2 separate regions of the Homo sapiens genome follow, and region 1 is linked to region 2. Evidence: chromatin contacts called from ENCODE Hi-C or POLR2A ChIA-PET data. All regions are on one chromosome and are shown on one strand. Each heading gives the region's core, a stretch centred on a gene start or an enhancer-like site at or near the end of the contact. The rest is flanking DNA. Distances are from core to core; before and after follow the strand shown. Region 1 overlaps SLC1A2 (solute carrier family 1 member 2). Region 2 overlaps CD44 (CD44 molecule (IN blood group)).

Region 1 (5,162 bases), core at 733-3,232, 75 kb after region 2:
GCATGTCTACATACTGGCGGAGAAGAAAAGATATTTACAAACAGTTGCCGTGATTGTGCAAGTGTTGTACCAAATTTCAAAAGAGTGATCAAGGTTATTCACCAAAGGCTCTCAAATTCCCATACTGGGTGGGCAATTAGAATTGTTGGAGAAAATTGTGTGTTTTGGGTATTCAGAGAGGGCTCTGTTGCTACAGCAGCAATGATGCAACAGCTTGAGTGAGGCTGTAGGTTCATCCAGTCCTCTCATGTTGACTCTGGAAACATTTTTCCGTGAGCCAAATCACTACTTCTATTAGGAAGGTGAGTTTAAGTCAAGGGAACTTTTATTAAAAAACTTTTATTGGTGTCTCAAAATATCAAACTGTGAATGAACATGGCCAACTTTGAAGCTTGTTGTAAAACATCAAATGAATAGAGGCTTGAATTTAATTTCTCCCAAAGGAGATGAGAAAAATCTAAATTGATTATTCATTATTGTGGGCTACTTCAACTTAAAATGTAAATAGGTCACATTTTATAGTAGGAAGCCTCTTAAGAAGGAAACAAAGCAGAGATCATAATACATTGGGCTCATAGGGCTGGAAGGGGATTTTAGTCATTTAATCCAACCCCTTCACTTTTCATATGGGAGAAAATGAGGCTTGGACACAAAATGACTTATGTAAGTCATACAGCTAAAAATGGGCAGAGTCTAAATCAAATGTTCCCTCTACCAAACCATGTTGTTTCTTATCATCTCTATGTCATTGCCTGAATTAGCTGTGTTATGCTACAAAGTTGGATACTATTTAATCAAGATTCTCTGTTATCTATTTTAAAACCAAGCCTCACACTAACTTGTGTGATGGCTTACTAAGCTGGCTGTTAGCAAAGCAGCAACAATAAGTGGAATGATAGGAAAGGAAGAGGTGGAGTAGAAAATTTGGTTTTCTTTTAGGGAAAATCATAAGAAAATGTGTCATGAGCAGCTGGAAACTCACTCTATGCTAGGAGAACAATCTGCCTCTAGTGCCACCTGCTTGGATTGGCACTCAGTGATCCCTCTAGGCTTAACCAGAAATTACTACAGATACTGAGACCATTTATCTTCTTTGACAATTAGACTTACAAAACTCACTCCAGAATTCCTTCAGGCTGTTTTTTTTTTAACTTAGTCTTCTTCTGCCTCCAGACTCTAGCATTCTTATTCAAGGAGCAAGTATGATAATAACTGAAAATTTCATTTGGTCCTTTTTCTTGGTTTGGAATGAGTTCAGTTGGAGAATAAGTAAAACAAACCAGCAGCTCAGACAACTAGATAGCCGTAAGAGTTAGAGAGCAGCTAGGTGAGAAAAATCACTTCCACTGGGGTATAACTGCTGTGCACTTTTAGTCATCAAACTAGATGAGAGCTAATGAGACTTGTTTTTCAGGAGTCAGAACTATGGAGAATTCTCTCTGAGCACGGATATACCTACTTGGATTTACTGCTGCATTCCATGGGAAAATATTGCACAGGTGGCCGAAGCCTTGATTCTGACAAAAGTAAAAAAAACTATAACATCACTTTTGCTATTGAGAGCAAAGGGACGTGTAGTATTTGCAAAAACATGGCAGAATTGGGTTTCCTTTGGTGGACCCAGTAAATGAGTTTCCCAACCACTTTGCTCCAAAAGGGCTTCTTGACTAGATACATATGCAAATGATGTATTTCTCCACACACAAGTGGAAATGACCAGAGACCCTCTAATCAACAGGTCATTGAGATTCCTGGCATCACCTAGCAGGAATCTCCCCATGACTTGAATTTTCCCTAAGCCTTTCTCATATTCCATGAGTCTAAATCCAGGAGCTAGGCATTTTGGCACCCCTTCTTTCAGCTTTCATGAATATCCAGGCTGACTAGTGGTTCGAGAGGAGAAAGAAATATTTGTCTTTTACAGGGTATGGTAACTTCCGCAGACAGCAAAACCATAGGCTGTGTTTCTACACACTCAATAGGAAGTAAAAACTGAAACTGATAGCTATGTGGTTCAGCTCTCATAACCTAGAGTCCTATGTTGAAGATCTGTGAGATCTAGATGATTGCCCTGATTTTCTGATGCTCTTTGTATGGGAAGCATGCCCTCAAAGATCTAAGGTAAAGTATTACCTTGAAAGATAAGCTATTCTTCTCACTGATTGGATTGGATTTGATTCATTGAATTTGAGTAAGTAATTAAGTGATGATTCCACTTGGGTTTCTCAAAGGGCAAGAATGAGAAAGAGAAGAATTAAAGTCTACTTAGTTGGTTTTCTCCTGAAATGATTCTGATTCCTAAAAAACATGAATGAGTCTATAGCAAAATGGCATTGCCGAAGCCCTGATTTACAGACCTTACAGGATGCAGTGTATGTATGTTTCTGGCCTGCTGTAACTGTATATAAATATAACATTTATGCATTATCAAATAGTAACAGACTATTACAAGCATTCATATATATGTTGAACCAATTAGGATAAATCTATACATATAATTGACAGGTTAAATGTATTCTATTTAGATAAAGGTTATTAGAGGTATACCCTGGATCCATTTGTTCTGTTTATGGCACATATGCTGGGCAAAGAAAATCCCAAATGGGCATGGCAAGGGAGAAATAAATGAGGCTTAAATAAAAACAGAGGACATAGACATATGTCAACATGTCAACTCTACATGCATTTTGGATTTTCAGGCTAGTCCTGAGTTCAAGAAATTGTATATTTTTAATATGACTTATTGAATTTCCAGATAAGTGTGATTTTCTAAGTATATTCTCACGAGACTTCCTGCACACAGTAAGTCTCAGACCAGAAAAAACTTGCTTTGTGAAGTTGTACACCTTGTTTCTTCCAAACACATTGTCTGCTGACATATTTACAGGCTAATAGGATAGCTAGGAAAAAGTTGAAGACAAAACACACCGGAAAGGTTTCAGGCAGAGTTCTGAGAAGAGAATCCTGTGACCACTCCATTGAGAAACATGCCCATGTATATAGATCCCAAAGCTGGCCTTCCATAGCAAAAAACAACAAGCTCCTAGACGCTTTGCCTATAGCCTCCAACTTACCAGAAAAAAGCTCTTGGGAACACCACTTAAAGAAAATCCTAAACAGTTTCACAGCTAAACCCAGGAACTGTCTCCTTAACCTATAACATTTGCTGTAAAGAATGTATTTTCTGGCCGGGCACGGTGGCTCACGCCTGTAATCCCAGCACTTTGGGAGGCCATGGCGGGTGGATCATGAGGTCAGGAGATCGAGACCATCCTGGCTAACATAATGAAACCCATCTGTACTAAAAATACAAAAAATTAGCCAGGCATGGTGGCATGTGCCTGTAGTCCCAGCTACTCGGGAGGCTGAGACAGGAGAATCGCTTGAACTAGAGAGGTGGACATTGCAGTGCAGTGAGCTGAGATCGTGCCACTGTACTCCAGCCTGAGCAACAGAGCAAGACTCTGTCTAAAAAAAAAAAAAAAAAAAGAATGCATTTTCTACTACTACACTTAATCATATCCCTTGACCACCCTGACCCTGTTTACTGCCCATCTACTGGAAATAAAGACCAATGTCATTTGAAAAGCAAAAATGAAAAGTTGCCTAATACTGTTCAGTAGTGATCCTTATCCAAAAATCACTAGGGTTTAGGAGACAAAAACAACTGGAATCTCATGTCTCTTGTATGTTTCAAAGGTATCTGATTTAAAAGAGAGAAGTCACAAGGAGCAGATAAGAAAGGCTATTTGAGGTCCATAAGCACCCTCATCTCAGAGAATTTGGATTCTATAAACCATGACTGTCTCAGCATCCCTCCGCTGGTTTCATATAATACAGCCTATTCTCACCTATAAACAAGGTTCTACATACTTCTTAGAGTCAAATGTGCTTTATTTCTCAATGATTCAAGTCCCAAGCTTACTCCCAAACCCAGCAACCTTAGGAAAATACTGTGCGTTATTCAATAAAAAAGGATAGTAGAGACATTAAAAATTTTAGCTTGCATTACCAATCATTAAGGATTTGTTGGCTGCCTACTGCATGCAAGGCACTGTGCTACACCAATTATATTATTTATTCCTTAAAACTTCACAGCCTTAAACAAGATTCCATCTGTGAAGTTGTACAGAGCCATCCTTTGTTGCCATGTCATTGTTCAAGGCTGCCTGGACTCTGCCATAGGAATATCACTTTTATAGGGTTTTGCACAGATGTTTGTTTTCTGTTCCTTTCTACTGAGAAGACTGAGGAGGAAGACTGGCTCTGCTTCCAACTGTGTCCTATAACTGGTTTTATGTGCTTTGATAGAAGATAACAAAACGCTTTCAACATATTGGATAAATACCAGTATTTTTGTTTCATCAAGAGATGACATTAAAAGAGGCACAGCCAACACAAGTGTCTTCCATGTGTGAGGACAGTAAAATGACCAGGCTTTCTAGGACGATGAGATGATGACTGAAATAATTGACAGATTAAAAATATCTTTTTCTTTAGGAACCAAAAAATAATCTTTTGGGTTAAACAAAGCAAAACACATACCAAATAATCTCATTTGATTTTACTACACCAGGTGAAGGCAAACCGAACATAAATAAATTTGAATATTTAACTCTGGTTAAACTTTATGTTGACTGTGCTCTCTTACTTTTGTCAATATCTACAGTGGTTATATATAAAATACTTCCTAATCAATTATCAAATTTAGAAAGAATAATGAAACATACTTTGAAATTTCAACCATTGTTCTCACAGATTACACAGGGTAAGGCAGAGATGTAACAGGTTCTTTAATCAACTGCCTTTAAGAGCATGGCTCCCTTTAAAACTGTCTTTGAAACATTTTACTTAAAGAGCATATGGAAGATAAATTGTCAGAATTCCCTAAGACAGGTATTTGCTTTTAATCAATCCATGTGCAAGCTTTACTAGACATTTTAAGGGGAGTTACTTCTAGAGGCTTTTAATAGAATCTCTTGTGCATAACAAGGCGAGACATGGAGAACACTTTAAGGAATAACACGCTGTGTGTTTGCTCATTTTCCCAAGTCCCTGGAGTGTACCACACTGCTTTACTCATGTCCCCTGGGAAAAGAGCATCCACATTTCTGCATCTTGGGAGAAAAGGGAAGCTGGCAAGAACGTGTCTTCAATTCCAA
Region 2 (5,594 bases), core at 647-3,146:
GACTGTCCAATCTTTTGGCTTCCCTAGGTCACATTGGGAGAAGAATTGTCTTGGGCCCCACATAAATTACACTAAAACTAAGAGTAGCTGATAAGCTAAAACACAAACAAAAATCACACAAAAAAAATCTCATAATGTTTTAAGAAAGTTTACGGGTTTGTGTTGGACCACATTCAAAGTCATCCTGGACCACACAAGGCCTGTGAGCCGCAGGTTGGACAAGCTTGCCCTATATGAAGTCTGAAAGTGATAAAAGTGCTATAAAAAAGAAAGCAAAATACGAGGCTAATGAGTGCTAGGGATGCTTTTATTTTCTGAGAAGGTGGTCAGGGAAAGTGCCTCCTGGACTGTTCTGAGAATATCAGTGCTCAGAAGGGAGAATGCCAAGGAATAAAGTCAGAGAGCTAAGCAAGGGCCAGCTAACGGGGTGATTCATTCTCAGTGTGATGGGAAGTCATTACAGGTTTTGAATAAGGGAGTGACATGAATCTAATGATAGCTTTGGGGTGTAAGTCAAATGTCTTAGCTGAGAGGTATTTATTATATGAGAGGGCTGGAAAAAAGCCTTGGAGAGTATATGGTATGCCTTTGACCTTCTTAAATATCCCTTACCCAACAGTTGAAAGAACCAGAGAAGAAGAAACCTAAGTTAAGATGTAGATGCTAGGACACAGGCCAGCCTTTCTCTATGTCTTTGTGACTTTCTCCCAACCATTAACCTAGAAAATCAGGCTTATGAGCCTTATTCAAGTCCTAGCAAAATTAAAGAATTCTATGCATCATGAATTTTCAGAATTTTTTGAGAAGGATCAAAATATAAATGTCAAATATCTCGATGCCAACTATCAAAAGTCTTACCTCTTAAACTGGGCCTTCTGTTCCCATGGAAGGTTTGAAGTTGGGTGAAGGGAAAGATGAAGCCTTGAGGTAAACTTGGTACATCTTGCTGGAGTGTCAGTTTTCCCTAAAGATGTGAAGGGGATGTTAAATTAGCTGGAAAGGGACTTAAGACATTATCAGCCTGAGACAAACACAGATATATACATATACATATATATATATTTATATATATATTTATTTATATATATTTATAAATATTTATTTATATTTATATATTTATATTCATTTATATAAATTTATATTTATATATTTATATTTATTTATATAAATTTATATATAAATTATATTTATATATTTAAATATATATTATAAATATATAAAAATTATATTTATATATAAATTTATATATATATATTATATATAATTCTATATATAATATAATATATAATATATATTATATATTATATTATATATAAATTATATATAATATATATAAATTTTATATATATAAATATTATATATTATATATAAATTTATATTTATATATATGTATATATGTATATATAAATATATACACATTTATATATATAAAATCAAGATATCACAGATATATATACCATATACATCAAATATAAATATACATATACCATATATATGGTAGTAAAATATAAAAAGCTGCATGGATTTTTAAACTATAAAAAGGACATCAACTTAATTATGAGATCTTTCTTCTACTCACTACTAAAAAAAACCCAAAAATTAAAATTAATTGTGAGATTACATCAGTGGCTTTAGTCTACACCACCTACCCTTTGTTGTGTGAACAGTAGGGATCAGAGTGGAAATTCAGAGAAGAAATCTAGAGTTTAGGACAAAGTATCAGGGCTGGCTAGTTGAAATGGAGTGCGTGAAGCCAGTAGATTTTGACAAAAATTTACAGGTCACTGAATCTATCGAGAGACATACGAAACAGGAACAGAAAACTGTAGAATGTTTACTCCTCCCTGTTATATGAGTGAAGAACACAAATGGAGTTTGACTAAAGGGAAGGGAGTCCAATTAACACTAAGTAGTACACGACTCATACATACTCAGTTCCCATACCCATGTCTAGCATGTCGTTCTAATGATATTATAATGAGAAAACCACATATAAAAAAGTAAGAAATAGACATAGAGCAACATGTGGTCTAGCTAGCTCCATCTCAGTGCAACAGGTCAGAGGGAGACATTGGGAAAAGCTTGTGCTTTAGATGAAGAGGTTGACTCATTGGGAAAGGGCTGGCATGAGGCTATACACTCCTGAGTCTCTGGGCACTGCTTATTGCATCTCCCATTGAGTCTTGCTGAGTGAATGTATGCAATAAATTATGTAGTTGCATACCCACATTGTCTTACCTGTTTTGCAAGTTGGTTTCACTTGCTAAAAGGAACCTCAACTCAGATAGAAGCTCACACTGTTTTATTGCCTGGCATCGAAGCCATCTAGGCAGGCTGCGACTGAGACTTGTTTCTATCCTTAATTTTGTTCATGAGGTTGGGCCCATACCTGGAGTTGGGAGCAAGAGCATTGATTAATTTTCTTCTCTTTGGAGGGTTAGTTCAGTTGAAAAGCTTGAGAAGTACAGGGGGTATGTTCCTTACTAAAATGGATGAATTAAATAATAAAGCTAGAAGTAATATTTTTCCTTTTGTCTATTTTCCAAATTGACTCGATATTGATGGCTACTTTTGTAAGTTTTTATTTAAGTTTAAAGGGAATATTTATTGATCACCTCTATGTGCTCAGTACTGCACTAGGCAGAGATGGAGTAAGAAAGAACTGGAGGCTACATTTCTTGTCTTAAAGGAGTTAACAATCTTGTTGAAGCAATGAGACAAAAAAAAAAAAAGAAAGAAACTGGAGAAGAGGATAAATGTGTTTAAGGATAAATAAATTCTGAATGTCTTGGATTAGAGTCAGATGATAGGGGTATTAAGTGAGCTAAAGATTTTGATAAACTGCCCTATGCAAAGATTTCATTGCAAGGATCCCTGAATCTAATTTAGCCTGAAAGCTGCTAGCAGGTGGTCATGTCCCAGTGCTGTGATCCCCCCCATAAAACGGCTACAGGGATAAAAGTCAGCTTGATCTTAGTAGATAGCTTCCATAAGCTTAAGTTTTAGCAGTATTTTTAGAAAACATGGCCTGTGGCTAACAAATGAAAATAAGGCAGAACTTGAAAAGGCCTTTGTGATTTTTTTTCCCTCATTTTCAGTGGTTGAGGCCCAACGTGAGCCTGGTGACTTCTGTGTGAACACAGAACTGACTTGAATTGATTCATTTATTAAGCTTGCTTTCAGTCAAGTGCCTCATTTTCTTTTGAGGGTAGAATTAAAGGGAAGATTCTACATGTACTTGTTTATCCATTTCCTCCTTTATTCAACAACTATTTGAGAATATTTATGAGATACCTAAAATGTATCAAGCATTGAAGAGGGTGCCTTTCTATCTGGCAACCAGAGATTAGTGGTTAGACTGAATAATTAATGTTTCTCTTGGTTATTTTGGTGTGTTGAAGCCAAGGTTTATGAGAAAGCCCACCTCAGAGAATTTCTAACAAGTCCTCAGATTCAGGAACACCTCACCAGGTCTAGCTTTCCAAGCAGTACAGAGCTCATTAAATGGAAAGAAAGGCTATCTAATAAGGCCCTGGAATCCGACATGAGAGCATGAGTCTGTTAATTGCACATTTGGGTCAATCCACTAAGCATATTTGCCAGATTTGATGTTCTTTATAAAAGTTAAGGTGAATTGGAGCATGAAGGGGGTCCATGTGAACAAATGCTCTAATAATTTACAAAACTGTCTTAGGGTTTGTGACATCATGCTCCATTCTATTACAACTTGCTGCCTGGAAATTCCCAGTGTACTGTTACTTGCAGTTATATTTGAAGTTAGGGGAGATTGTTTCATCCCTGGCATCAAGAAGCCATAATCCAAAGCCTGGTTCCAGGTATGCACAACATACAAATATCAGAAGCATCTCATAGGTTGCGTCAGTTTCTGCTGATATTTCCAAGAGAAACAAGATAGATACTCCCCTAAATCTCCCAGGTTGGCTATATGCCCTTATTTTCAAGTGTAATAATTTTGGAAAATATTTTTGAAAACTGTAAAAAGCTAAATTAATATTAATTATTACAGTCCCCCATGACCTTGTGAGTTTATCAGAAGCAGGGACAGAAACATGCTCATCTTCTTTTCTCCTTTTATATGGTCTGGCATATAAGTGTTGAGTAGATGCTTAAAAATAATAAATGAAGAGTTATATCTGTAACTTCCTTTAATTATTTCTTATGGCATTACCATTTAAGGATAATCTAAATGCGTGACCTGTACATATTTGGAGATGCATTTAGGGGGCTAACATCTTAGGTGTGTTTACTGGAAGAATAGACCCTTGGGAAATTATATCGGTACTTTTTTCTTTTTTCATCCATTCAACACATTTTTATTGCATGTTTCTCTGTCCCCATCACACATAAATGTTCTGGCCAAGACAGATAAAGTTATTACTCATCTGTGGAGCTTATACATTTCTAGGGAGGGAGGCAGGTAGCAGAAGGCAGAGATTGAGAGAAGTGCCATGAACAGCCATCAAGTAAGATGAACAAGATAAGTTTATATGGTGGTAAACATGAAGAAGAAATGAGAGCAAGATGCTATGTGATGGTGACAGGTGTGGGGGAGTGATGAAGCAGTTTAGATTGGATGGTAAGGAATGGCCTCGCCAAGGAGGTGATACTTCTCTTTAAAGAAATCTGAGAAATCTTTTAGGACAGGCTTTGCAAGAATGGTGTTTCCTAAAACTTTCTGTTTTTTTCCAATTGAATGTATAAAACTGCCAGTTAGTTCCACTAACTGCCCAAAGAAATGGGCAGGTTAAGGTTATCCTTTTTATCTGTGGGAAAAGATGCTCCCAGGTACTAGGAAGCAAACAAAACCTGTTTTGTTCAACTTGTGTTTCTATCCACTTTTATAAGTACACAAAAATTATAGCAGGACACTTAAAATACTTGTGATAACAGCCTTTCTTGTGATAGCAGTCTGTCTGTCTGCCTGCCTGTCTTCCTCCCTCCCTCTCTCCATCCATCTATCCATCCATCTCCATCCATCCATCTCCTTCTTCCTCTTTGCCAGGAGCAATTCTGGGAGAAACTAACCTAACAAATAAATTTCCATTTTAATTTAAGTATGCACACACACACAGAATAAAAGCTGTAATGCACAAATGGACTTAACCTTTCTATAAAGGCAAAACCAGTTTAAAGCTCTCTGAGGTTTTAGAGCTCAATACAAGGTATAGTCACAGAATAAAGCACTTTGGCATGAATAGAAGGTTGCTTCAGCTACACTGCAGTCTGCTTTTAAGACACAAGGAATGGAATGCAGGGTGGAAGTTTCAGGGCCTGTTATCAGACCGCTTGAGACAGTGCTGCTCAGAGGGCTACCAGTAACATCTGTGGATGATCAGTCAGGCCCAAGATTCAGGCAGAAATCTTTATTCCTAAAGCAAGGGATGAAAGAGTAGAGGATAAAACGAGAACAAGAGAAAAAAAAAACCAGAAATGCCCATGATGAGATATGCCAAAACAGTAACCTTGAAAAATATTCTGGGCACCTAGGCCAAAGGTGGTCAACCTCAGAAGCAACATGCTGAGAAGCAGTCTATACAGAGTAAGCACCTAAAAGATCAGCTAAATTAATAAAT

What was found. A loop is a pair of places that touch in the nucleus more often than their neighbours do. ChIA-PET counts read pairs that join two places held with the same protein, here RNA polymerase II (POLR2A). Pooled maps may share reads with other maps.
Region 1: a loop to region 2 is called in a map with no recorded cell type, with 3 times the contacts of the local background. The contact joins two enhancer-like sites. A Hi-C loop is called at or near these places in 3 of 168 maps with a recorded cell type or tissue (aorta, natural killer cell and tibial artery), 2 of 37 single-sample maps with no recorded cell type and 3 of 50 pooled maps. POLR2A ChIA-PET finds 5 or more read pairs at or near these places in 5 of 52 experiments (CD8-positive, alpha-beta T cell, T-cell, activated T-cell and 2 more).

Annotation. Positions count from the first base shown.
Region 1 is chr11:35,255,474-35,260,635 of GRCh38, forward strand. It overlaps SLC1A2 (solute carrier family 1 member 2), which reads right to left. Exons shown (of 11, transcript NM_004171.4): 11 at 1-5,162. Among named protein-coding and RNA genes, the nearest start is that of SLC1A2-AS1, 24 kb to the right of the region's middle. Within about 2 kb of position 1,983, at least 5 of the 41 ENCODE cell types and tissues checked have a DNase peak (open chromatin) inside an H3K27ac peak, as active enhancers do.
Region 2 is chr11:35,180,620-35,186,213 of GRCh38, forward strand. The region is part of intron 3 of CD44 (CD44 molecule (IN blood group)); the gene reads left to right. Among named protein-coding and RNA genes, the nearest start is that of SNORD164, 20 kb to the left of the region's middle. Within about 2 kb of position 1,897, at least 3 of the 41 ENCODE cell types and tissues checked have a DNase peak (open chromatin) inside an H3K27ac peak, as active enhancers do.